Regions from separate parts of the Homo sapiens genome. Here region 2 is linked to region 1. A link is an interaction called in ENCODE POLR2A ChIA-PET data of the cell type or tissue named here. Cell type or tissue: B cell. All regions are shown on one strand. Links, peaks and the distances in the headings refer to the core of each region. The heading gives the core; the rest is flanking DNA. Region 1 overlaps LONP1 (lon peptidase 1, mitochondrial). Region 2 overlaps LOC124904620 (a long non-coding RNA gene).

What was found. Peaks named below come from ENCODE experiments on the same cell type or tissue, not always from the same donor. Only the 100,000 strongest peaks of a DNase experiment are listed, where the experiment ranks them.
Region 2: POLR2A ChIA-PET joins it to region 1 with 10 read pairs; 2 of 35 experiments call an interaction of 5 or more read pairs at or near these places.

The regions. Positions count from the first base shown.
Region 1 is chr19:5,695,133-5,703,456 of GRCh38, reverse strand. It overlaps LONP1 (lon peptidase 1, mitochondrial), which reads left to right. Exons shown (of 18, transcript NM_004793.4): 9 at 2,530-2,668; 10 at 4,252-4,430; 11 at 6,700-6,787; 12 at 7,086-7,208; 13 at 7,287-7,403. Among named protein-coding and RNA genes, the nearest start is that of RPL36, 9.0 kb to the right of the region's middle. RefSeq lists enhancers at 4,387-4,486, 7,752-7,801. In B cell, for the core only: no CTCF peak of the experiment used is centred there; DNase peaks (open chromatin) are centred at 4,296, 6,166, 7,016 and 7,599.
Region 2 is chr19:4,774,104-4,790,529 of GRCh38, reverse strand. LOC124904620 (a long non-coding RNA gene) reads left to right here. Exons shown (of 2, transcript XR_007067103.1): 2 at 5,003-5,465. Among named protein-coding and RNA genes, the nearest start is that of FEM1A, 9.4 kb to the left of the region's middle. RefSeq lists a silencer at 9,386-9,586. In B cell, for the core only: no CTCF peak of the experiment used is centred there; no DNase peak of the experiment used is centred there; H3K27me3 peaks cover 1,435 bases.

The DNA of each region.
Region 1 (8,324 bases), core at 214-8,213:
CAACTTGGGGACCAATATGGAGTTGCCCTCCCAACCTTCAGCGTCACTCTCCCGGCAGGGGACCTGGCCTCCATTTCCCCACCTGCCCTGGGTCAGGCCTTGTCCCATTTTCTAAGCCTCGTCCCCTCTGTGGTTCTGCTCACTCAGCCCTGGGCAGAAGCCAGTGCCGTCTTGGCTCTCCTGATGAGTCAGCAGTGGACCTCCGGCCATCTCCTCCTTCCTGCACTGGGTGCTTTGGACAGGGCAGTTTGTAAATTTTTTTTTTTTTTTTTTTTTGAGATGGAGTCTCACTCTGTTGCCCAGGCTGGAGTGCAGTGGCACGATCTCGGCTCACTGCAAGCTCCGCCTCTCGGGTTCATGCCATTCTCCTGCCTCAGCCTCCCGAGTAGCTGGAACTACAGGTGTCCGCTGCCACGCCCAGCTAATTTTTTTTTTTTTTTTTATTGATCATTCTTGGGTGTTTCTCGCAGAGGGGGATTTGGCAGGGTCATAGGACAATAGTGGAGGGAGGGTCAGCAGATAAACAAGTGAACAAGGGTCTCTGGTTTTCCTAGGCAGAGGACCCTGCGGCCTTCCGCAGTGTTTGTGTCCCTGGGTACTTGAGATTAGGGAGTGGTGATGACTCTTAACCAGCATGCTGCCTTCAAGCATCTGTTTAACAAAGCACATCTTGCACCGCCCTTAATCCATTTAACCCTGAGTGGACACAGCACATGTTTCAGAGAGCACAGGGTTGGGGGTAAGGTCACCGATCAACAGGATCCCAAGGCAGAAGAATTTTTCTTAGTACAGAACAAAATGAAAAGTCTCTCATGTCTACTTCTTTCTACACAGACACGGCAACCATCCGATTTCTCAATCCTTTCCCCCTTTTCTATTCCACAAAACTGCCATTGTCATCATGGCCCGTTCTCAATGAGCTGTTGGGTACACCTCCCAGATGGGGCGGCTGGCCGGGCGGGGGGCTGACCCCCACTCCTCCCTCCCAGAGGGGGCGGCTGGCCAGGCAGAGGGGCTCCTCACTTCCCAGTAGGGGCGGCCGGGCAGAGGCGCCCCTCACCTCCCGGACGGGGCGGCTGGCCGGGCGGGGGGCTGACCCCCCCACCTCCCTCCCGGACGGGGCGGCTGGCTGGGCGGGGGGCTGACGCCTCCACCTCCCTCCCGGATGGGGCAGCTGGCCTGGTGGGGGGCTGACCCCCCCCCCAACCTCCCTCCCAGACGGGGCGGCTAGCCGGGCGGGGGGCTGACCCCCACTCCTCCCTCCCGGAGGGGGCGGCTGGCCGGGCAGAGGGGCTCCTCACTTCCCAGTAGGGGCGGCCGGGCAGAGGCGCCCCTCACCTCCCGGACGGGGCGGCTGGCCGGGTGGGGGGCTGACCCCCCCACCTCCCTCCCGGACGGGGTGGCTGCTGGGCGGAGACGCTCCTCACTTCTCAGACGGGTCGGTTGCCAGGCAGAGGGTCTCCTCACTTCTCAGGGCTGCCGGGCAGAGACGCTCTTCCCCTCCCAGACGGGGTCGCGGCCGGGCAGAGGCGCTCCTCATATCCCAGACAGGGCGGCGGGGCAGAGGCGCTCCCCACATCTCAGATGATGGGCGGCCGGGCAGAGACGCTCCTCACCTTCCAGACTGGGCAGCCAGGCAGAGGGGCTCCTCACATCCCAGACGATGGGCGGCCAGGCAGAGACGCTCCTCACTTCCCAGACAGGGTGGCGGCCGGGCAGAGGCTGCAATCTCGGCACTTTGGGAGGCTAAGGCAGGCGGCTGGGAGGTGGAGGTTGTAGCGAGCCGAGATCACGCCACTGCACTCCAGCCTGGGCACCATTGAGCACTGAGTGAACGAGACTCCGTCTGCAATCCCGGCACCTCGGGAGGCCGAGGCCGGCGGACCACTCGCGGTTAGGACCTGGAGACCAGCCCGGCCAACACAGTGAAACCCCGTCTCCACCAAAAAAATAGGAAAACCAGTCAGGCGTGGCGGCGCGCGCCTGCAATCGCAGGCACTCGGCAGGCTCAGGCAGGAGAACCAGGCAGGGAGGTTGCAGTGAGCCAAGATGGCAGCACACAGTCCAGCCTCGGCTCGGCATCAGAGGGAGACCATGGAAAGAGGGAAAGGGGAGACCGTGGAAAGGGGAGAGGCAGAGGGCAGAGGCAGAGGCAGAAGCATTTTTTGTATTTTTAGTAGAGACAGGGTTTCACCGTGCTAGCCAGGATGGTCTCGATCTCCTGACCTTGTGATCCGCCTGCCTCGGCCTCCCAAAATTCTGGGATTACAGGCGTGAGCCACTGTGCCTGGCCTGTAAATTGTTTTATAGAGATGGGGTCTTGCTGAGTTGCTCAGGCTGGTCTTGAACTCCTGGGCTCAAGTGATCCTCCCACCTGGGCCTCCCAAAGAGCTGGGATTACAGGCGTGAGCCACCGCGCTCAGCCCCACACATGGGTTTCAAGCCCCTTGCAACCACCCAGCCAAGTCCAGCAGAGAGACAGGCAGCTCGTGAGCTCCACTCAGCATCTCTCCATCTGTCCCCTGGCAGTGTCACCCGCAACTACCTAGACTGGCTCACGTCCATCCCTTGGGGCAAGTACAGCAACGAGAACCTGGACCTGGCGCGGGCACAGGCAGTGCTGGAGGAAGACCACTACGGCATGGAGGACGTCAAGAAACGCATCCTGGTGAGCCCAGTGTCTGGCCTGTTGTGGATTTGCATGTGGGTGCCCGGGCCCAGGACTCTTGTGTGCTGTGGGTTGAGATTTCAAAGGAGCCCCCTGGTGAATTCGTAGGCCTGGGGGTGCTGGTCGGGGGGATCCCGGCGGAGGTAGCATCCTGCCCTGCCCCCGAGGGCTCGAGGATTTCCCAGGTGGACTGAAGTCATGCCTGACGGGCCGGGCATGGTGGGGCTGCTTGTAGTCCCAGTTACTCAGGAGGCTGAGGCGGGAGGATCACTTGAGCCCAGGAAGTTGAGGCTGTGGTGAGCTGTGATCATGCCACTGCACATCAGGTTGGGTGACAGAGTGAGACCCCCATCTCTACAAAAAATTTTAAAATTGCGGCTGGGCGCTGTGGCTCATGCCTGTAATCCCAGCACTTTGGGAGGCTGAGGCATGCAGATCACCTGAGGTCGGGAGTTGAAGACCAGCCTGACCAACATGGAGAAACCCCATCTATACTAAAAATACAAAATTAGTTAGGCGTGGTGGCGCATGCCTGTAATCCCAGCTACTTGGGAGGCTGAGGCAGGAGAATCGCTTGAACCCAGGAGCCAGAGGTTGCAGTGAGCCCAGATCGTGCCATTGCACTCCAGCCTGGGCAACAAGAGTGAAACTCCGTCTCAAAAAGGAAAAAAAATTTTTTTTAATTAGCCTGGTGTGATGTTGCGTGTCTGCAGTCCCAGCTACTTGGGAGGCTGAGGTGGGAGGACTGCTTGAGCCCGGGAGGTGGAGGCTGCAGTGAGCTGTGATGCACCACTACACTCCAGCCTGGGTGACAGAGCGAGACCTTGTCTGAAAATTAATTAATTTTAAATTAATTTTTAAAATATCACTCCTGAGACATTGGAAACCAGGCAGGCAGGTGGGAGTCAAAGGTTAAAAAACAGGAGTCAGAGCCTGGGCATGGTGGCTCACACCTGTAATCCCAGCACTTGGGGAGGCCGAGGCGGGTGGATCACAAGGTCAGGAGTTCGAGACCAGCCTGACCAACATGGTGAAACCTCGCCTCTACTAAAAATACAAAAAAAGTAGCCAGGCATGGTGACTCACACCTGTAATCCCAGCTACTCAGGAGGCTGAGGCAGGAGAATTGCTTGAACCCAGGAGGCTGAGGTTGCAGTGAGATGAGATCGCACCAGTACACTCTAGCCTGGGCCACAGAGCAAGACTCCATCTCAAAAAAAAAAAAAAAAAAAACAGGAGCCAGAGGCATTGGTGGACTGCTTCTCTGGGTTGGACCGGAGAGAGTGGAGCATTTGCGGTCTTCAGGGTCCCGGGAACTGCTGAACGGGCCTGGCACTGCCGGGTGGCCGCGGTCTCCTAGCACCTAGTTGTCCTTTGGTGTTAAATTGTTAAATGGAGCCCTTGTCACAGGCTGCCCCTCCCCGTGGCCAGTGGCAGCTCTGATGTGCTCAGCCTCCCGGACAATCCTGGTCCCTTCTCGCAGCCCTCAGACGTCTGAAAGGCAGTGTGCAGGTGGCGAGAGTCATGCGCGGGTCCCCGGCTTCCCCAGCTCACGTGCCCACTGAACCTGCCTCTGTCTGCAGGAGTTCATTGCCGTTAGCCAGCTCCGCGGCTCCACCCAGGGCAAGATCCTCTGCTTCTATGGCCCCCCTGGCGTGGGTAAGACCAGCATTGCTCGCTCCATCGCCCGCGCCCTGAACCGAGAGTACTTCCGCTTCAGCGTCGGGGGCATGACTGACGTGGCTGAGATCAAGGGCCACAGGTAGGCCTGGCCTGACAGCTCTCCCCACGCACTCCCCTCAGCTGTGCTGCCGGGCTTCGTCTTCTCCGGTCACCCTTTAACATCTGGTAGAGCAATCCGGGTTGTGGGCAACCGATTCCACTCATGCTGGAGTAACTGAAAAGTCCAGCCATGTGGCGGACTTCAGGCCCAGCTGATTCCAGGTGCTCAAACAGCGCTGGCAGGAACCTCCATGGCTTGACCCCTGGGAGAGAGACTTCTCGGGCCGGCCCTCAGCAGACACCCCCGGTAGTTCCAGCATAGGACCTGCAATGCCCGGGCCAGAGCTGCAGGGCCGGCGTTTGCCGTGCAGATGCTGGTCTATGTGGGCTGTGGCTGATGCCCCAGGACTAGGGGTGGGGTCGGCTCCACCCCCCACCCCGAAGCCTGTGGGCTGGAGTCAGGAGAGACGGTCTCCAGTGAGGACCGGGCCGCGCACACCAGAGAAACCTTGGCGCCTCTGTGGGCTCACTCGTCCCGGCCAGCCTCAGGCCCAGAAGCAGGGGCCACGGCCCTCAGAGTTCAGCGCCCTCCCACCTGACCCTTTGGGTGGGCAGCCGGGCGCGGCTTTTCTGGGGCTTCCCTCCTCGCCAGCCTCTGTAGACAGCGGTTCTTTGGAAACCGTAGCCTCAGTGAGAGCCGAGTGTGAGGCATCTGCTGAGTCCACCACGTGTTTCCATCCTGCAAGGCATTCACTTGAGTCCAGGTTTAAAGTGAACATTTCTGCCTTCTCTAAAAACATCCCCAGCTCCCGACCTCCCGGCTCAGGCCTTCCTAGCATCTGCCCGCCCGCTGCAAGGGTGACAGCATGCTGGCCCGCGCAGTGTCCAGTCCCCAGGGGGCGGCCACTCTGACCAGCCGGGAGTTGGGAGGAGCTGGAGGAGGTGGGGCCAGTGCAGCTTTGGGGAGTCCCAGATTGACTAGGGGGTGGGGGGTGTGAGGGGGAGGACAGGGGACCTGTTCTGCAGGCCCTTGGTTGGGCTGGGGTCTGAGCAGGAAGGAGCAGCTGGGTGAAGGTGGAGGGGTGGGGGTGGGGGGCACCCAGTCCTTCCTGGGCAAGCGGTTTGAAGTGGTCGCGAAGCCTCTTGGAGCCTGGTTCAGGGATGGCTGGAGGTGCGGGCCGGAGGAGAGACCCTGGCGGGGTTCTGAACAAGCCTGGGTCACCTCTGGCCTTGGGAGGGAGTCACCAGGTAGCGGGGCTGCGGGGAGGGCAGGCGTCTGCTGACGTCTCTGGGTTCCTGAGACAAGGACAAGGACAGGAGACTGGCTGCGGGGCGATGGATCGTTGTTATTAACAGCAGCAAAACCCTCCTTTGCCCCCAGCTCTCCAGGGCTCCCACGTTCCTCGGTCAAAGCCCAAGTTCTCACTGCAGCCCACAGGACCCCGCATGACCTGCCCCACCCCCTCCTCTCTCTCCCTCTCTTCTTCCTCCCCCTCCCTCTACCCCCTTCCCTCTCCATCTCCTCCCTCTTCCCCCTCTCCTCCCTCTTCTCTCCCCCCCTCCTCCCTCTGCCTCAGCCTCATGGCCTCCTCACTGTTCTTCTAACACACCAGGCGTGGTCCTGTTTCAGGGCCTTTGCACGGGCTGTGTCCTGGGCCTGGAACACATCTCTCAGACCCTCACGTGGCTCTCTCCTCACGTGCGTTGCTCGGGGCCTCTCCCTAAGACACTCCTTACCCCCCTGCACACTTAAAGTGTCACACACATCCCAGTGGCATCTCAGTCCCTCCATCCCTGCCTCCCTGTGTCTTCATCCCACAGACAGAGCCTTCCTCACTGTCTCTCGTGGGGCCTGGGATTCTTCTGTCCCTGTCGCGGGCCGGGCCCCTGTGCTGGGGCAGAGCACAGAGCTTGCAGGAAGCCCTCCTGAGAGCCAGTGCTGGCCATGGCTAGTATCACCCCAGCCCTTGAGGGCTGAGGCGTGCCTGGCGTCCCTCAGTGAGGAGTGGGGGCCTTCTGCTGCCAGCGCCTGTCTGGCTTTCACCATGGTGTCAGCTGAGGGATGGGACTGAGGGAGATCTGGCTTTGAATCAGTGACCCCAGAATCTGAGCTGGCGAGTCAGGGCAAGTGACCAGCGTGCCTGCAGGTGCCACACATCCGGCGGCTGCCAGCATTTCCGCCTCCCACATCATGGCCACATCTTGTGGGGCTCCAGGTGGCCTCTCCCCTGTGGCCCTGGAGGGTGCATGGTGTCGTTGTGGCCGAGCCAGGCTACCAAGTGACCTCTGACCCCGCTGTGCACCCACAGGCGGACCTACGTGGGCGCCATGCCCGGGAAGATCATCCAGTGTTTGAAGAAGACCAAGACGGAGAACCCCCTGATCCTCATCGACGAGGTGCGTGCGGAGAGGCCCGGAGACCCCCTAACCCGGCAATGCCGTGTGCAAGATGAAGCCGAGCCTTCCGGGTCCTAGGATCCCCGAGCCAACTCAGGGGCCATCGCCGTGATGCTGGCCCTGATGGCACGGACGGGTCCCTCCCACCCACAGCCACGCCCAGCAGGCTGCCCGTCCAAGGCAGGGTGTGGGTGCCGCTCTCACTCGGGGTCTCCCCAGCCCTGACCCTGGGGTCTCCCCACTGGGCGGGCTGGCCAGGGGCACGGCGAGGGGCACCACCTGCTGTCTGCTGCCCCAGGTGGACAAGATCGGCCGAGGCTACCAGGGGGACCCGTCGTCGGCACTGCTGGAGCTGCTGGACCCAGAGCAGAATGCCAACTTCCTGGACCACTACCTGGACGTGCCCGTGGACTTGTCCAAGGTGGGGGGCCTGTCTGGGGCCTGGGCTTGCTGGGGAGGGTAAGCGGCCAGTCCCCCAGCACCTTGCCGCCGCCCCCAGGTGCTGTTCATCTGCACGGCCAACGTCACGGACACCATCCCCGAGCCGCTGCGAGACCGTATGGAGATGATCAACGTGTCGGGCTACGTGGCCCAGGAGAAGCTGGCCATTGCGGAGGTAAGCCCAGCCCCTCCCCACTGCTGTCCCCTTCCCAGAGCAGGGGGCGCCCCCCAGAGCCTGCAGAGGCCGTGCCTCTGGGAGCTCCTGGGCCCGGGAGAGACAGGTGGGACCTGCGGCCGAGGAGCAGATGGGGCCGTGAGAGACACACCAGACGCTTGCGAGCAGCTGCAGGTGGCGCGAGTGGGCGCAGGGTTTAGGGCCTGGGACTGTCCAAAACACCGCCCACCACCGTCAGGCCACACACTCTGTCTCCCGGGGCCTCCAGGCTGCCCCATGGTGGGGCCCCCACCTGGCCCAGAGTGTAGGGAAGGTTTCTGGCAGCCGGAAGCAGTGGGGCCTGTGGCTCCCACCCAGAATGAGGCTTGGAGGAGAAGTGGTTTCAGTGAGGAGCATGCAGGGGCCCATATTTCTCATGTGTTTTTTTTTCTGCAAAGGTGCTGAGTGCATTTCTCCCCTAGGAGCCCTTTGACAGCCAGTGGTGGGCACTGGTCCCTGCCCTTGAGGCCCTCCCAGCATCCTCGTGTCCCCTGGGGGCTTCAATGCCCACTGCTGGGCCCAGTTCCCAGCCTGACTTCTCCAAGGGACGGGCCTGTAGTTCCTGGGGACAGGACTGGGGGGCATGGGGACCCCTCAGGGCATCAGGAGTGCCCCCCAGTATCAGTGGCAGATGTAGAGTGGCTTGCATGGCTCTGTCCGTCTCACAGATGCCCTCCCCCATGCCATTAGAGCTCAGAACTGTGGCAAGAATTGTGTGGGGCTGTGGGTGACCCTGGAGCCCCTGACCCAGTCCCCTTCCTCATGTGCTGAGGGCAGCAGCCACGTAACCAGTCAGCCACCCTACAGGCCCTGGGTCTGTGTATGGGGCCAGCCCATGGGGCAACCAGGAGGCCTTCCTGGAGGAAGCGGCATCTAAGATAC
Region 2 (16,426 bases), core at 4,744-12,743, 920 kb after region 1:
TAGCAGTTGTAAGGTGATCCATTCCCTGGCATTTTTTGACAACAATGAATTATATTATGAAAAAGAAATCTTTGGTGACCCGAATTCTTTATTTTTAAAGTTTATTCGAGGTGTAATATATATACAATAAAATGCATTTTTAATAAAGAGGACAGGTTTGGCCGGGCAAGGTGACTCACACCTGTAATCTCAGCACTTTGGGAGGCTGAGGTGGGAGGATTGCTTGAACCCAGGAATTCGAGACCAGCCTGGGAAACATAGCACATCTCTACAAAAATAGAAAAATTAGCCGGGCGTGGTAGCGTGCACCTGTTGTCTCAGCTACTCGGGAGGCTGAAGTGGGAGGATCGCTTGAACCTAGGAGGTCAAGGCTGCAGTGAGCCGTGATTGCACCATTGTACTTCAGCCTGGGTGACAGAGGGAGACCCTGTCTCTAAGATAAATAAATAAAAATAAATAAAGAGAACAGGTGTGACAAACATGCAGCTATGTAGCCAGTATCACAACCAAGATGTTCAACAGCGTCTTCATTCAGAATTGTTATCTCATGCCGGCCGGGCGCGGTGTCTCACGCCTGTAATCCCAGCACTTTGGGAGGTCGAGATGGGTGGATCACGAGGTCAGGAGATCGAGACCATCCTGGCTAACACGGTGAAACCCCGTCTCTACTAAAAATACAAAAAATTAGCCGGGCGTGGTGGCAGGCGCCTGTAGTCCCAGCTACTCGGGAGGCTGAGGCAGGAGAATGGCGTGAACACGGGAGGCAGAGCTTGCAGTGAGCCGAGATCGCGCCACTGCACTCCAGCCTGGGCGACAGAGCGAGACTCCGTCTCAAAAAAAAAGAATGTTATCTCATGCCCTGTTGATCAACGCCTTTGTCCACCCGCAGCCACTGGTAACTGCTGATCTGTTCTCTGCGTTTCATACTAACAGCACAGAAACGGAAAAATGCAGTATGCGGCCTCTGGGGTCTGCAGCTTTCATTCAGCACAATGCATTCAAGATGCATCTATGCTGTTACGTGTATTAGCAGTTCGTTGCCTTTTATTACGGAGCTGTATTCCATGGCAAGAACGAGCCACCATTCTTTTATCCATTACGTGATGGTTCTTTCCAGTTTTAGATGATTACAAATAAAGCTGCTATAAACTTCTGCGTACAGGTCTTTGTGTGGAAATATGTTTTCATTTCTCTTGGGTAATGCCTACGAGTGTAAGTATTCTTTTTTTGTTGTTGTTGTTTTCTTTTTCTTTTTTTCTTTTCTTTTTTTTTTTTTTTGAGACGGAGTTTCACTCTCATTGTCCAGGCTGGAATGCAATGGTACGATCTTGGCTCACCACAACCTCCACCTCCCGGGTTCAAGCAATTCTCCTGCCTCAGCCTCCCAAGTAGCTGGGATTACAGGCATGTGCTACCATGCCAGGCTAATGTTGTATTTTTAGTAGAGACGGGGTTTCTCCATGTTGGTCAGGCTGGTCTCGAACTCCTGACCTCATGATCCGCCCGCCTCGGCCTCCCAAAGTGCTGGGATGACAGGCGTGAGCCACCTCACCTGGCCACCAATTGTTTTTTGATGCTTTCTCATGTGTGGTACAACATGAAGAAATGCCTCCAAATAGGATTTCATGGCATATTTGAAATGTTTTTAATGAACAGTTCAACCATTTGAAATATACACACACATACCCTGAAGTTTTTTTTTTTTTTTTTTGGCGGGGGGGAGATGGAGTTTCACTCTTGTCGCCTGGGCCGGAGTTCAGTGGTGTGATCTTGTCTCGCTGCAACCTCCACGTCCCAGGTTCAAGTGATTCTCCTGCCTCAGCTTCCCAGGTAGCTGGGACTACAAGCGCGCGCCACTACACCCAGCTAATTTTTGTGTTTTTAGTAGAAATGGGGTTTCACCGTGTTGGCGAGGCTGGTCTCGAACTCCTGGCCTTAAGTGATCCACCCACCTCGGCCTCCCAAAGTGCTGGGATTACAGGCGTGAGCCACCATGCCTGGCCACTTCATTGTATTTTAATGTCCTTCCACAGATGGCAGTGTCTTGCAATATAATTGTTCTTTCCACGAAGCAATTACAGGATTTATTTTAAAAAATTAGAGGGACTGTGGTCCAATAACAGGACAGCAGCTTAAAGTTGCATGTTAAATGTCTACTTTTGAGACTTCCACAGTGCACCTGGGACTGGCCATAAGACCATTTAGGGGCATGAGAAGCTCCAGCCAGATGGACCTTGGTCAACCCCCGGGACACTCTTTTTGCCTGTTATAGTATTTGGCACCGTAGGGAGGCTAAGCGTTTTGAGTGAAAATACTTTACGAACCATTTGCCTCTCAACACAGACAAGAGGTTAATTCTAAAAGCTGAATTCCTGGATTCAACAACCAAGTCCACGGCCAAACAGCTGCATGGCTTTGGACAGTGGCCCAAGCTCCCTGAACATAGCTTTCTCATCTGTAAAATGAGAACATAGGAGCGTGAGAGAGAAAACATGTCTAAAAGTGCTTTGTGGCCAGGTGCGATGGCTCACGTCTGTAATCCCAGCACTTTGGGAGGCTGAGGCAGGAGGATCCCCTGAGGTCAGGAGTTTGAGGCCAGCCTGGCCAACACGGTGAAATGCAGTCTCTACTAAAACTATAAAAATTAGCCAGGCGTGGTGGTAGGCGCCTGTAATCCCAACTACTCAGGAGGCTGAGGCAGGAGAATTGCTTGAACCTGGGAGACAGAGGTTGCGGTGAGCTGAGATCGTGCCACTGCACACCAGCCTGGGTGACAGAGCGAGACTCTGTCTCAAAAATAATAATAATAAATAAAAATAAAAAATAAAAAAAGTGTTTTTTAGGCCAAGTGTGGTGGCTCAATCCTGCAATCCCAGCACTTTGGGAGCCCGAGGCAGGCAGATAACCTGAGGTCAGGAGTTCAAGACCCACCTTGCCAACATGGTGAAACCTCGTCTCTACTAAAAATAGAAAAATTAGCTGGGCATGGTGGCGGGCGCCTGCATTCCCAGCTACTCGGGAGGCTGAGGCAGGAGAATGGCTGGAACCAGGGAGGCGGAGGTTGTGGTGAGCCGAGATGGCGCCACTGCACTCCAGCCTGGGCGACAGAGCGAGACTCCGTCTCAAAAAAACAAAACAAAACAAAAAAACTCCCAAAACACAACAACAACAACAAAAACAAAGATAACAAATAACAAATGCTCACAAATTCACTATTTTTGTTACTATGTCCCACTATGTTCTATGTTTCCTGGGTTATTCAAGTCCACTGCACCTGCCCAGTGGTACCGGGATACTGTGTGCTGGGGTCCCCCTGCACGTTCCTTCCGACTATCCTGTTCTTTTTTATTTGTTTGTTCTTTGAGACGGGGTCTTGCTGTGTTACCAGGCTGGAGTGCGGGGATGTGATCTCGGCTCACTGCAACCTCCGCCTCCCGGGTTCAAATGATTCTCCTGCCTCAGCCTCTCAAGTAACTGGGACTACAGGCGCACACCACCACGCCCAGTTAATTTTTGTATTTTTAGTAGACGTGGGATTTCATCATGTTGGCCAGGATGGTCTTTATCTCTTGACCTTGTGATCCACCCGCCTCAGCCTCCCGAAGTGCTGGGATTACAGGTGTGAGCCACCGCGCCCAGCCCCCATACCCTGTTCTATGGCTCCTTGGTGGTAGCTGGAAATCATTCTTGGCTTGAATATTTACACCACAGGAAATGGGCAAATGCTAAAAATCAGCAAACCTCCTGCCTCCAACCTCCTCCCTCCAACCTCCTCCCTCCCTCCAAGCTCCTCCCTCCAACCTCCTGCCTCCAATCTCCTCCCTCCCTCCAACCTCCTCCCTCCAACCTCCTCCCTCCCTCCAACCTCGTCCCTCCCTCCAACCTCCTCCCTCCCTCCAACCTCCTCCCTCCAACCTCCTCCCTCCAACCTCCTCCCTCCCTCCAACCTCCTCCCTCCCTCCAACCTACTCCCTCCCTCCAACCTCCTCCCTCCAACCTCCTCCCTCCAACCTCCTCTCTCCCTCCAACCTCCTCCCTCTAACCTCCTCCCTCCAACCTCCTCCCTCCTTCCAACTCCCTGGGAAGTTGCAGTGAGCCAAGATCATGCCACTGAACTCCAGCCTGGGCGACAGAGAGACTCCGTCTCAACAAAACAAAACAAAACAAAACAAACAAACAAAACAGAATTTACCCCTCCAGAGTGTGCAGATGTTGGTGTATACTGACTCACAAGAGCTGATCGTTATATTTTCAGGATTTTTTTTTCCTACCAGTTGTTAATCATGGCCAATATTGAAAATTAAGACTGAGCACTGTGGCTCACACCTATAATCCCACTATTTTGGGAGGCCGAGGTGGAACGACGATCCTTTCAGCCTATTTTTCCCCCCGTAGCATACATCACTTTCCAACCTACCCTGCTGTATAATTAACAAATTTAGAATGTTTGTTCAGGGACTCTTCTCTGTCGTGTTCACTGCTGCATTCCTGTTTCTAGAACAGAGTAGGTGCTCAATAAATATCCGTGGAAGCTGGGCGCGGTGGCTCACGTCTGTAATCCCAGCAATTTGGGAGGCTGAAATGGGCGGATCACCTGAGGTCAGGAGTTCGAGACCAGCCTGACCAACATGGAGAAACCTCGTCTCTACTAAAAATACAAAAATTAACCAGGCGTGACAGCGCATGCCTGTAATCCCAGCTACTCGGGAGGCTGAGGCACAAGAATCGCTTGAACCCGGGAGGGAGAGGTTGTGGTGGGCCGAGATCGCGCCATTGCACTCCAGTCTGGGCAACAGGAGCAAAACTCCATTTCAAATAATAACAATAATAATAATAATAATAATAATAATAATAAATATCTGTGGAATGAATAAAGTCATCACCCCAGGAAGCACATTGTAACCACAGCACCACTCTGACTACTATTCTGTGGGGCGGGCACCTTCTGGAGGTCTCCACTGCTTTATTTTCTTTCATCTGATTTTTAATTTTTTTCCTGCAGCCCCGCCGGTTTCCAAGGATGCAACTATGAAGAGACACAGTGGGGGCTACGATTGGGTCGTGACTGTGGCCCACGCCAGGCGAGCGTCCCCGCCCCAGCCCCTCTGCCATCTGCGTGCCTGTTCTCCCGCTACCTGCCCCCGCGCCAGGATCCAGGCTTGCAAACGTCCCCATGCCATGCGCAGGCACATCTCGGGCGGCCAGCCAGGCACACGCTGCGGGGTGTCATTAGCTGCAGTGCCGCCTAAACGCGGCGGCCCGTGCAGAACCACGGCCAGGCCACCTGCACGGGCCAGGGAGGTGATGGGGACAGCGAGAGACATGCCAAACCCCACTGGGGGGTTGGGAGGGGAGGCGCTTTCATCCTAAGGTGACTTCCGTTTTTTTTTCTAATAAAAAAATATTTTAAACATGGGGATAAATAGAGAAAAAGACAAAATAGACCCCATCATAGCAATGCCAAAGATGAGACAGATTTATTTATTCCATAAATATCTACTGAGAGGATATTGCGTGTCTGCACCGATTCCGGAGCTGAGCTAGACCAGGGAGCAAAATAAAACAAAACGGACCCTTAAAAAAACATTTAAGGCTGCGCGCGGTGGCTCACGCCTGTAATCGCAGCACTTTGGCAGGCCGAGGCGGGCGGATCACGAGGTCAGGAGATCGAGACCATCCTGGCTAACACGGTGAAACTTCATCTCTACTAAAAATACAAAAAAAGAAATAGCCGGGCGCGGTGGCGGGCGCCTGTAGTCCCGGCTGCTCCGGAGGCTGAGGCAGGAGAATGTCATGAACCCGGGAGGCGGAGCTTGCAGTGAGCCGAGACTGTGCCACTGCACTCCAGCCTGGGCAACGGAGCGAGACTCCGTCTCAAAACAAAAAAACAAAAAAAAATTTTTTTAATTTCAATAGCTTTTGGGGTACAAGTTGTTTTTGGTTACATGGATGATTGGTAGTGGTGAAGCCTGGGATTTTAGCGCAGCCGTCACTCAGGTAGAGTACATTGTACCCAATGCGTAGTTTTCTCGTTTTGCTTTTTTCTTTTCTTTTCTTTTCTTTTCTTTCTTTTTTTTTTTTCTTAAGACAGAGTCTTGCTCTGTTGCCCAGGCTGGAGGGCCGTGGCAAGATCTCGGCTCACTGCAACCCCCAGCTGCTGGGGTCAAGTGATTCTCCTGCCTCAGCCTCCCAAGTAGCTGGGATTACAGGCGCCTGCCACCATGCCTGGCTAATTTTTGTATTTTTAGTAGAGACAGGATTTCACCATGTTGGCCAGGCTGGTCTCAAACTCCTGACCTCAGGTGATCCACCTGCCTCGGCCTCCCAAAGTGCTGGGATTACAAGTGTGAACCACAGCGTCTGGCCCCAGTATGTAGCTTTTTATCCCTCACTCTCCACTCCCTCCCCGCTTCTGAGTCTCCACTGTCCATTATACCATTTTTTTAATTTAAATTTTTATTTTTTGAGATAAGGTCTTGCTCTGTTGTCCAGGCTGCAGTGCAGTGGTGCAATCATAGCTCACTGCAGGCTTGAACTCCTGAGCTCAAGTGACCCTCCCGCCTGAGCCTCCTGAGTAGCTGGGTCTAGAGGCATGTACCACAACACCCAGCTAATTTTTTTTAGATGCTTGTGGGGTCTTGCTATACTGCCCAGGCCGGTCTCAAACTCCTGAGCTCAAATGGTCCTCCCTCCTTCTCCTCCCAAAGTGCTGGGATTCCAGGTGTGAGTCACTGTGTCCCACCTATTATTTCACTCTGTATGCCTTTGCAAACCCATAGCTTAGCTCCCACTTATGTGAGAATACACAGTATTTGGTTTTTCATTACTAGTTACTTCACTTAGAACACTGGTCTCGGCTGGGTGCGGTAGCTCGCCCCTGTAATCCCAGCACTTTGGGAGGCTGAGGCGGGCAGATCACCTGAGGTCAGGAGTTCGAGACCAGCCTGGCCAACATGGTGAAACCCCATCTCTACTAAAAATACAAAAATAAGCTGTGCATGGTGGCACATGCCTGTAATTCCAGGTACTCAGGAGGCTGAGGCAGGAGAATCATTTGAACCTGGGAGGTGGAGGTTGCAGTGAGCCGAGATCTTGCCACTGCACTCCAGCCTGGGCAACAGAATGAGACTCCATCTCAAAAAAAAAAAAAACAAACAAGTCTGGGCTCGGTGGCTCATGCCTGTAATCCCAGCACTTTGGGAGGCTGAGGCGGGCAGATCACAAGATCAAGAGATCAAGACCATCCTGGCCAACACAGTGAAACCCCGTCTCTACTCAAAATACAAAAATTAGCTGGGTGTGGTGGTGCACGCCTGTAGTTCCAGCTACTCAGGAGGCTGAGGCAGGAGAATTGCTTGAACCTGGGAGGCAGAGGTTGCAGTGAGCCGAGATCATGCCACTGCACTTCAGCCTGGGTGACAGAGCGAGACTCCGTCTCAAAAAAGAAAAGAAAAGAAAAGGAAAGAGACGAGAAGAGGAGTAAGTGTATTAGTCTGCTTGGACTGTCATAGCTAAATGTCACAGGTTGAGTGGCTTAAACAACAGAAAGTTATTTTTCCACATTTCTGGAGCCTAGAAGTTCAAGATCAAGATATGGGCAGAATGAGCTGAGTATGGTAGGGCACGCCTGTAGTCCCAGCTACTTGAGAGGCTGACATGAGGGATTGCTTGAATCCAGGAGGTCAAGACTAGTGTGGGCAATGCAGCGAGACCCCGTCTCTATGAAAAAATTTAAAAAGTTAGCCAGGTACAGTGATGTACACCTGTGGTCCCAGCTCCTTGAGACGCTGAGGTGGGAGGATCTTGACCCCAGGAGATGGAGGCTGCAGTGAGCTATGATCGCACCACTGCACTCCAGCCTGGGTGACAGAGCAAGACCCTGACTTAAAAACAAGAAAGATATGGGAAAGATTGATTTATCTTGAGGCCTCTCTCCTTGGCTTGGGCAAATGGCTACCTTCCCAGTGGAGCCCTGCCCCAAGCTCCTGACCTACAGAATCCATAAGATATAAGAAAATGATTAAAAAAAAAAAAAAAGGGTCTGTCTCTGTTGTCCAGGCTGGAGTGCAGTGGCATGATCTCAGCTCAGTGCAACCTCTGCCTCCTGGGTTCAAGCAATCCTCCCACCTCAGCCTTCCAAGTACCTGGGACTACAGGCCTGTGCCACCATGTCCAGCTAATTTTTGTATTTTTGTGTAGAGACGGTGTTTCACTATGTTGCCCAGGCTGGTCTCAAACTCCTGAGCTCAAGCAATCCACCCACCTCGGCCTCCCAAAGTGCTGGGATTACAGGCGTGAGCCACTCCGCCCAGCCATGATGATTGTTTTAAGCCTGAACATTTTGGGGTCATCTGTGGTGCAGTAATAGTAACTGGGATTGTGCCACGTGCTAGCTGGTAGCTTTAATTTGCCTGTCTATAATTACTAACCAAATCACACAGTTCCCCAAGAGTTTGTTTACGATGTCTGTTTCCTCTCCGGGGAATTGTCTGTTCATTGGGAAAATATGCCATGGTTTAGTTTCTAAGAAACAGTCTCAGTGTGTCTCCCACTCCCTGAAGGGACTAGATAGATTTATATAATGTAGCACAGCCTGAAGGCATTAGTATGTATCTTTGTTTCATTTCTTCATTCATTTAAACATTCAGCCACATTTATTTATATTCTTAGCACCTGCTATGTGCTGGGCTGTGTGCTGGATCCTGGTTATATAGCAGTAAACAAGCAGATGTTGTTCTCAAGAGCCCAGAATCTGATGGGAGGAGAATAACTCAAGTTAGACTGTGTGGTTGGGGATGCAGGAGCCTGAGAATGAATGGATTGTATCTGGCTGGGGAGGGAAGGAGGAACCTGGGAGATACTTCATGTGCGAGGCTAGGTCTTCAAGTATGGACAGGGATTTTTTTTTTTTTTTGAGACAGAGCCTTGCTCTGTCACCCAGGTTGGAGTGCAGTGGCTCAATCTTGGCTCACTGCAATCTCCGCCTCCCAGGTTCACGCCATTCTCCTGCCTCAGCCTCCTGAGTAGCTGGGACTACAGGCGCCCGCCATCACGCCCAGGTAATTTTTTGTATTTTTAGTAGAGATGGGGTTTCACCGCGTTAGCCAGGATGGTCTCAATCTCCTGACCTTATGATCCGCCCACCTCAGCCTCCTAAAGTGCTGGCATTACAGGCGTGAGCCACCATGTCTGGCCTGGACAGGGATTTTTTTTTAGGTAGAACTTTGGAAGAAACAAATGGTCCAGATTGCTCTAGATACCTAAATTGACTTAACAAACGACCTCAAGGTTACTGACATAAACAACAACCTATTATTATTACTTGTCATGGTTCTGAGAGTGGACTCTGCTAGACAGTTCTCACTGGGGGCAGTTCGTATGTGGTTCAAGTCAGAAGGAGGCTGGGGTTGGAGTCATCTTGAAGGACCTCAACTGGGACTGCCGGCAGGAACACCTCCATGTAGCTTGAGCTTCCTCACAAGATGGCTGCTGGGTCCCAGGAGCAAGCATCCAGAGAGAGAACCAGGCATAAGCTGTATCGTATCACCTCTTATCACGCAGCCTCAGAAGTCATAGTGTCACTTCTGCCACATCGTATTTGCCAAGTCTAGCCCACTTTCAAGGGGAGAGAATTGGATCTTCACAAGAAAACAGAGTTAGATGTTTGTGGATTTTTTTTTTTTTTGTTGATGTTGTTGTTTTTGAGACAAAGTCTTGCTCTGTCGCTCAGGCTGGAGTGCAGTGGCGTGATCTTGGCTAACTGCAAGCTCCACCTCCCAGGTTCACGCCATTCTCTTGCCTCAGCCTCCTAAGTAGCTGGGACTACAGGCGCCCGGCACCACGCCCGACTAATTTTTTGTATTTTTAGTAGAGACGGGGTTTCACCGTGTTAGCCAGGATGGTCTTGATCTCCTGACCTCGTGATCCGCCCACCTCGGCCTCCCAAAGTGCTGGGATTACAGGCGTGAGCCACCGCGCCCAGCAGCCACCGTGCCCGGCTGTGGATGTTTTAAGACCATCACACAGGTGGAAGGAAGAGACAGCACCAAAAATGCAGAGGATGGACAACCTGGCAGGTATGGTACATTCCGTATTGTATTGACATCCCTTGCTCATCAGACAGCATTTTGGCTGGGGGTGGTGGCTCATGCCTGTAATCCCAACACTTTGGGAGGCCAAGGCAGAAGGATCACTGGAGCCTAGGAGTTTGAGACCAGCCTGGGCAACACAGTGATACTTCATTTCTACAAAAAATAAAAAAATTAGCTTGGCATGGTGGTGTGTGCCTATAGTTAGCTACTTGGGAGGCTGAGGCAGCAGGATCTCTTGAGCCCAGGAAGTCAAGGCTGCAGTGAGCCATGATCATGCCACTGACTCCAGCCCAAGCTACAGAGTGAGACCCTATTTAAGAAAAGGAGCATTTTAGGGAAATTCTCCATCAAAGATGAGGTCCCTTGCAGGTCACAGTAGCTCACACCTGAAATCCCAGCAATTTTGGTGGACAAGATGGGAGGATCACTTGAGCCCAGGAGTTACAGACCAGCCTGGGCAACATAGCAAGACCCTGTCTTTTGGCCGGATGTGGCGGCTCATGCCTGTAATCCCAGCACTTTGGGAGGCCGAGGCAGGTGGATCATGAGGTCAGGAGATCAAGACTATCCTGGCTAACACAGTGAAACCCCATCTCTACTAAAAATACAAAAAATTAACCAGGCGTGGTGGTGGGCGCCTGTAGTCCCAGCTGCTCGGGAGGCTGAGGCAGGAGAATGGCGTGAACCCGGGAGGCAGAGCTTGCAGTGAGCCGAGATTGCACCACTGCACTCCAGCCTGGGCAACAGAGCAAGACTCCATCTCAAAAAAAAAAAAAAAAGAACCTGTCTTTTTTCTTTTTCATTAAGGACCTTAAGAGACAACCCTCATCTAGCCTTCTAACAGAAATGTTATGGAGTAGCAGGCATACCTGCTTTTTCTCTCTCTTATTTATTTATTTATTTATTTATTTATTTTTGAGACAAGATCTCACTCTGTTGCCCAGGCTGGATGGAGTGCAGTGGTACAATCATAGATCACTGCAGCCTTGACCTCCCAGGGCCAAGCAATCTTTCCTTCTACCTCAGCCTCCTAAGTAGCTGGGATTACAGGTGCATCACCATGCCTGGCTAATTGTTTATTTTTTGTAGAGACGGGGTCTCACTATGTTGCCCAGGATGTCTGCTTCCTCATAACAAGTAAAAGAGAAACTTTTATGTCTACAATTTTCTGTAATTTTCTTTCTTTTTTCTTTTTTTTTTTTTGAAACGAAGTCTTGCCTGTCACCCAGGCTGGAGTGCAGTGGCACCATCTCAGCTCACTGCAACCTCTGCTTCCCCGGTTCAAGCCATTCTCCTCCCTCAGCCTCCTGAGTAGCTGGGACTACAGGCGCCCGCCACCACACTTGGCTAATTTTTTGTATTTTTAGTAGAGACAGGGTTTCACCGTGTTAGCCAGGATGGGCTTGATCTCCTGACCTTGTGATCTGCCTGCCTTGGCCTCCCAAAGTGCTGAGATTACAGGCATGAGCCACCATGCCTGGCCTAATTTCAATTTCTGAAAGATTGTTACTAGTATATAGAAATATAATTAATGTTTTATATTGTTCTTGGAGCCTGCAATCTTTTGTAGATTCTGTAATATTTTCTACATAGACAACCATGGCACCCGTGAATAAACACAGTTTTACTTCTTTGCAATGTGGATGCCTTTTTTTTTTTCTTATGCACTGGCTAGAACCTCCAATACAATATTGAATAGAAGTGGCAGCTGGATGTGGTCGCTCACGCCTATAATCCCAGCACTTTGGGAGGCCGAGGCAGGTGGATCACCTGAGGTCAGGAGTTTGAGACTAGCTTGGCCAACATGGTAAAACCCCATCTCTACCAAAATACAAAAATTAGCCAGGCATGGTGGTGGGCACCTGTGATCCCAGCTACTAGGGAGGCTGAGGCATGAGAATCACTTGAATCCGGGAGGCGGAGGTTTCAGTGAGCCGAGATGGTGCCACTGCACTCCAGTCTGGGCGACAGAGTGAGATTTTGTCAAAAAAAAAGAAAAGAAAAAAGAAGGAAGGAAGAAAGGAAGGAAGGAAGGAAGGAAGAAAGAAAGAAAAGAAAGAAAGAAAGAAGGAAGGAAGGAAAGAGAGAAAGAAAGAAGGAAGAGAGAAAGAAGGAAGGAAGAGAAAGAGAAAGAAAGAAAGAAAGGGAAAGAAGGAAAGAAGGAAGGAAGAAAGGAAAGAAGGAAGGAAGGAAGGAAGGAAGGAAGGAAGGAATGATGAGAGTCGGCTGGGCATGGTAGCTCACATCTGTAATCCTAGCACTTCGGGAAACTGAGGTGGGCAGATCACTTGAGGCCAGGAGTTTGAGACCAGCCTGACCAACATGTTGAAACCTTGTCTCTACTAAAATTACCCCCAAAAAATTAGCCAGGCGTGGTGGTGCACACCTGTAATTCCAGCTACATGGGAGGCTGGGGCACAATAATTGCTTGAACCCAGGAGGTGGAGGTTGCAGTAAGCTGAGATCACACCCCTGCACTCCAGCCTGGGCTACAGAGCTGGACGTCTCTGTCTTAGTCCCATTCTAGGGGGAAAGCATTCAGTCTTGTACCATTAAGTGTACTGTTAGCTGTAGAGTTTTTTTGTCTTGTTTTGTTTTGTTTGTTTTCTTGCTGTTATTTTGAGACAGGGGCTTGTTCTGTCGCCCAGGCTGGAGTGCAGTGGCACAATCATGGCTCACTGCAGCCTCCTCCTCCTGGGCTCAAACAGTCCTCCTTCCTCAGCCTCCCAAGTAGCTGGGACAATAGGCACGTGCCACCACACCCAACTAATTTTTTATTTATTTACTTATTGGTGAGGCATGGTCTTGCCATGTCGCCCAGGCTGATCTTGAACTCCTGGCCTCAAGCAATCATCCCTCCTTGGCTTCCCAAAGTGCTGGGATTACAGGCATGAGCCACTGCTCCCTTCCTGGCTGTAGCTTTTTTTTTTTTTTTTTCAAGACGGAGTTTTGCTCTTATTGCCCAGGCTTGAGTACAGTAGCACGATCTCAGCTCACTGCAACCTCTGCCTCCTGGGTTCAAGCGATTCTCCTGCCTCAGCCTCCCGAGTAGCTGGGATTAACAGGCGCCTGCCATCATACCTGGCTAGTTTTTGTATTTTTAGTAGAGACGGGGTTTCACTATGTTGGCCAGACTGATCTTGAACTCTTGGCCTCGAGTGTTCTGCCTGCCTCGGCCTTCCAAAGTGCGGGATCACAGGCGTAACCCACTGTGCCAGGCCCGGCATACGCTATTTCTGTCCATTCATCTCTTCCTTACCAGCGTGGGGCAGGGCCAGGGGTCCTCCTGCCTGCTAGGCCACAGAGAAGGAGCGCTGTCCACTGCGTGGCTGCCCCCTCTGGTCTTGGGCTGAGCCACAGCTGGATTCCTGCGATTTGGAATGACTGGGATAGAGGGGTAGAGATTCCAGAACCAGATGTGGGTCGGGGGAGGAGACTCCACTATCTTGCTCTGATGCTGCCGGCTTGTTGTCATGGAAACCAAAGCCACTCTCTTAGGAAGGACCCATTAAGGTGCAGGACATAATCAAGGCTCTCTCTGGCGGCCCCCTGCCCTCCCTAGTGGGAGGCAACCACCGTTTGAGCCCTTGAATGTTGCAGCATTTAAGTTCTGCCCTCCTCCCTCACTTGCCTCCCTACAAAAAAATTCTCCAAAACATACACAAGGGAGCCAAGCAGGCGTCAGAGAAGACCCTCAAGGTTTCTGAACTGACCCCTCCCCAAGCCTGAGGCTTCAGTTCCAGCCCTAGCTGGGGATGATTCACTGGGTGACCGCCACAAACTCCTGTCTGTGTCTTGGCATCCTTCCCTGGGAAAATGATAGAGATACATTACAATTGCCACATTGTCTCTGAATACCAAACTGTTAGAGGGGTGGATGGTAGGGGTTCAACTTGCAGACTGGATCAAACTGCCTGGATTGGGCTGGGCACGGTGGCTCACGCCCATAATCCCAGAACCTTGGGAGGCCGAGGCAGGCAGATCACTTGAGGTTAGAAGTTTAAGACCAGCCTGGTCAACATGGTGAAACCCCGTCTCTACTAAAAATACAAAAATTAGCAGAGCATGGTGATGGGTGCTTGTAATCCCAGCTACTCGGGAGGCTGAGGCAGGATAATCACTTGAACCCAGGAGGCAGAAGTTGCAGTGGGCTGAGATTACACCACTGCACTCCAACCTGGGCCACAGAGTGAGACTCCATTTTTTAAAAAATGATAATAATTGCTACATAGTCTCTGAATACTAAACTGTTAGAGGGGTAGAAGGTAGGGGTTCAACTTGCAGACCCTAGATGATACTGCCTGGATTGAAGTCCTGGCTATGCCACCAGCAGCTGTGCAACCTCGAGCAACTTGCTTGACCTCCCTGGGCCTCAGTTTCCTCTCCTGCAAAATAGGGTGCAATAAGACCACCAACCTCGCAGGAGATCATGTGTCTAAAGCCATCAAAACAGCGTCTGGATAAGGAAAATGTGGTATATCCATGCAATGGAATATGACTCAGCCATGAAAAGGAATGAGGCTCTGACACAGGCTACAAGAACCTTGAGGACGTCAGGCTCAGGTGGGAGAAGCCAGACACAAAAAGCCACACAGTGTGTGATCCCATTTCTATGGCATGTCCAGAACAGGCCAATCCAGAGAGATAGAAATCAGATAAATGGTTGCCAGGGGCTGGAGTGTGGGAAGAAGAATGAGGAGTGACTGCTTTTGTTTTTTTTTTTTTTGAAACGGACTCACTGTTGCTCAGGCCAGGGTGCAGTGGCACAATCTTGGCTCATTGCAACCTCTGCCTTCCTGGTTAAAGAAATCCTCCCAGCTCAGCCTCTCAAGTAGCTGGGATTACAGGCGTGTGCCACCACGCTCGGCTAATTTTTGTATTTTTAATAGATTCAGGTTTCACTGTGTTGGCCAGGCTGGTCTCAAACTCCTGACTTCAGGTGATCCACCCGTCTTGGCCTCCCAAAGTGCTGGGATTACAGGCATGAGCCATTGCGCCCAGCCTCCTCTTTCTTTTTTAAGAGAGGGGAGTCTTACTATGTTGCCCACAACATAGTAAGACTCAAACTGGTATGAAACTCCTGGCCTCAAGCCATCCTCCCACCTCAGCCTCCCGGGTAGCTGGGATGACAGGACATGAGACATTGCACCTGGCTAACCTGTGGATTCTGACACTTAACTCTGGGTGATTAAAATCATAATTTAATTGCTCATGGCCAGGGGAGAAGGGGGTCTCTCTCACACTTTTTTTTTTTTTTCCTGAGACAGAGTCTCGCTCTATCACCCAGGCTGGAGTGCAGTGGCACGATCTCAGCTCACTGCAACCTCCGCCTCCCGGGTTCAAGCAATTCTCCTGCTTCAGCCTCCCGAGTAGCTGGGACTACAGGCTCACGCCACCATGGCCAGCTAATTTTTTTTGTATTTTTAGTAGAGATGGGGTTTCACCATGTTAGCCAGGATGGTCTCGATCTCCTGACCTAGTGATCTGCCTGCCTTGGCCTCCCAAAGTGTTCTGGGATTACAGGTGTGAGCCATCATGCCCGTTTTTTTTGTTTTGTTTTGTTTTGTTTTGTTTGAGATGGGGTCTCGCTCTGTCACCCAGGCTGGAGTGCAGTGGTGCGATCTCAGCTCACTGCAACCTCCGCCTCCCAAGCTCAGGCAATCCTCTCACCTCAGCCTTCTGAGAAGCTGGGACTACAGGCTCGTGACACCATGTTCGACATTTTTTTTTTTTTTTTTGTATTTTTGGTAGAGACAGGATTTCACCATGTTGGCGAGGTTAGTCCTGAACTCCTGAGTTCAAGCAATCCACCTGTCTTGGCCTCCCAAACTGCTGGGATTACAGGCATGAGCCATCATACGCACCCTCTCTCACGTATTTTTTAAGAGGGTCTTGCTCTGTCGTTCAGGCTGGAGTGCAGTGAGGCGATCATTGCTCAGTGTAGCCTCCAATTCCTGTGCTCAAGCAATTCTCCTGAGTAGCTGTGACTACAGTGTGCACCACTGCACCCAGCTGTCACTTTTTTTTCCAACAAGACAACAGCAAAAAATGAAGTATAATGTGTTCTTCTGTCAAGTTAACCAGCCATAACGGCAAAGCCCAGGAGGGCAGTGATGGAAACTCATTCACCTTTTTTAGTTTCTAAAGCCATTGAGCAGGCAGCTGCAAGCTGGGTCCTTGGGGGTGGCTGGGAGAGGGTGGTAAGTTGGTTGGACCTCTGTGGGTAATGGCTCGTCTTTACAGGGGTGTGTGGCCTCCAGGATTTTCTGTGTGATGAAGGTGATAGGCTCAGGCACAAGCATTTATACCCAAAGTGAATATTGGATGCCAGCACT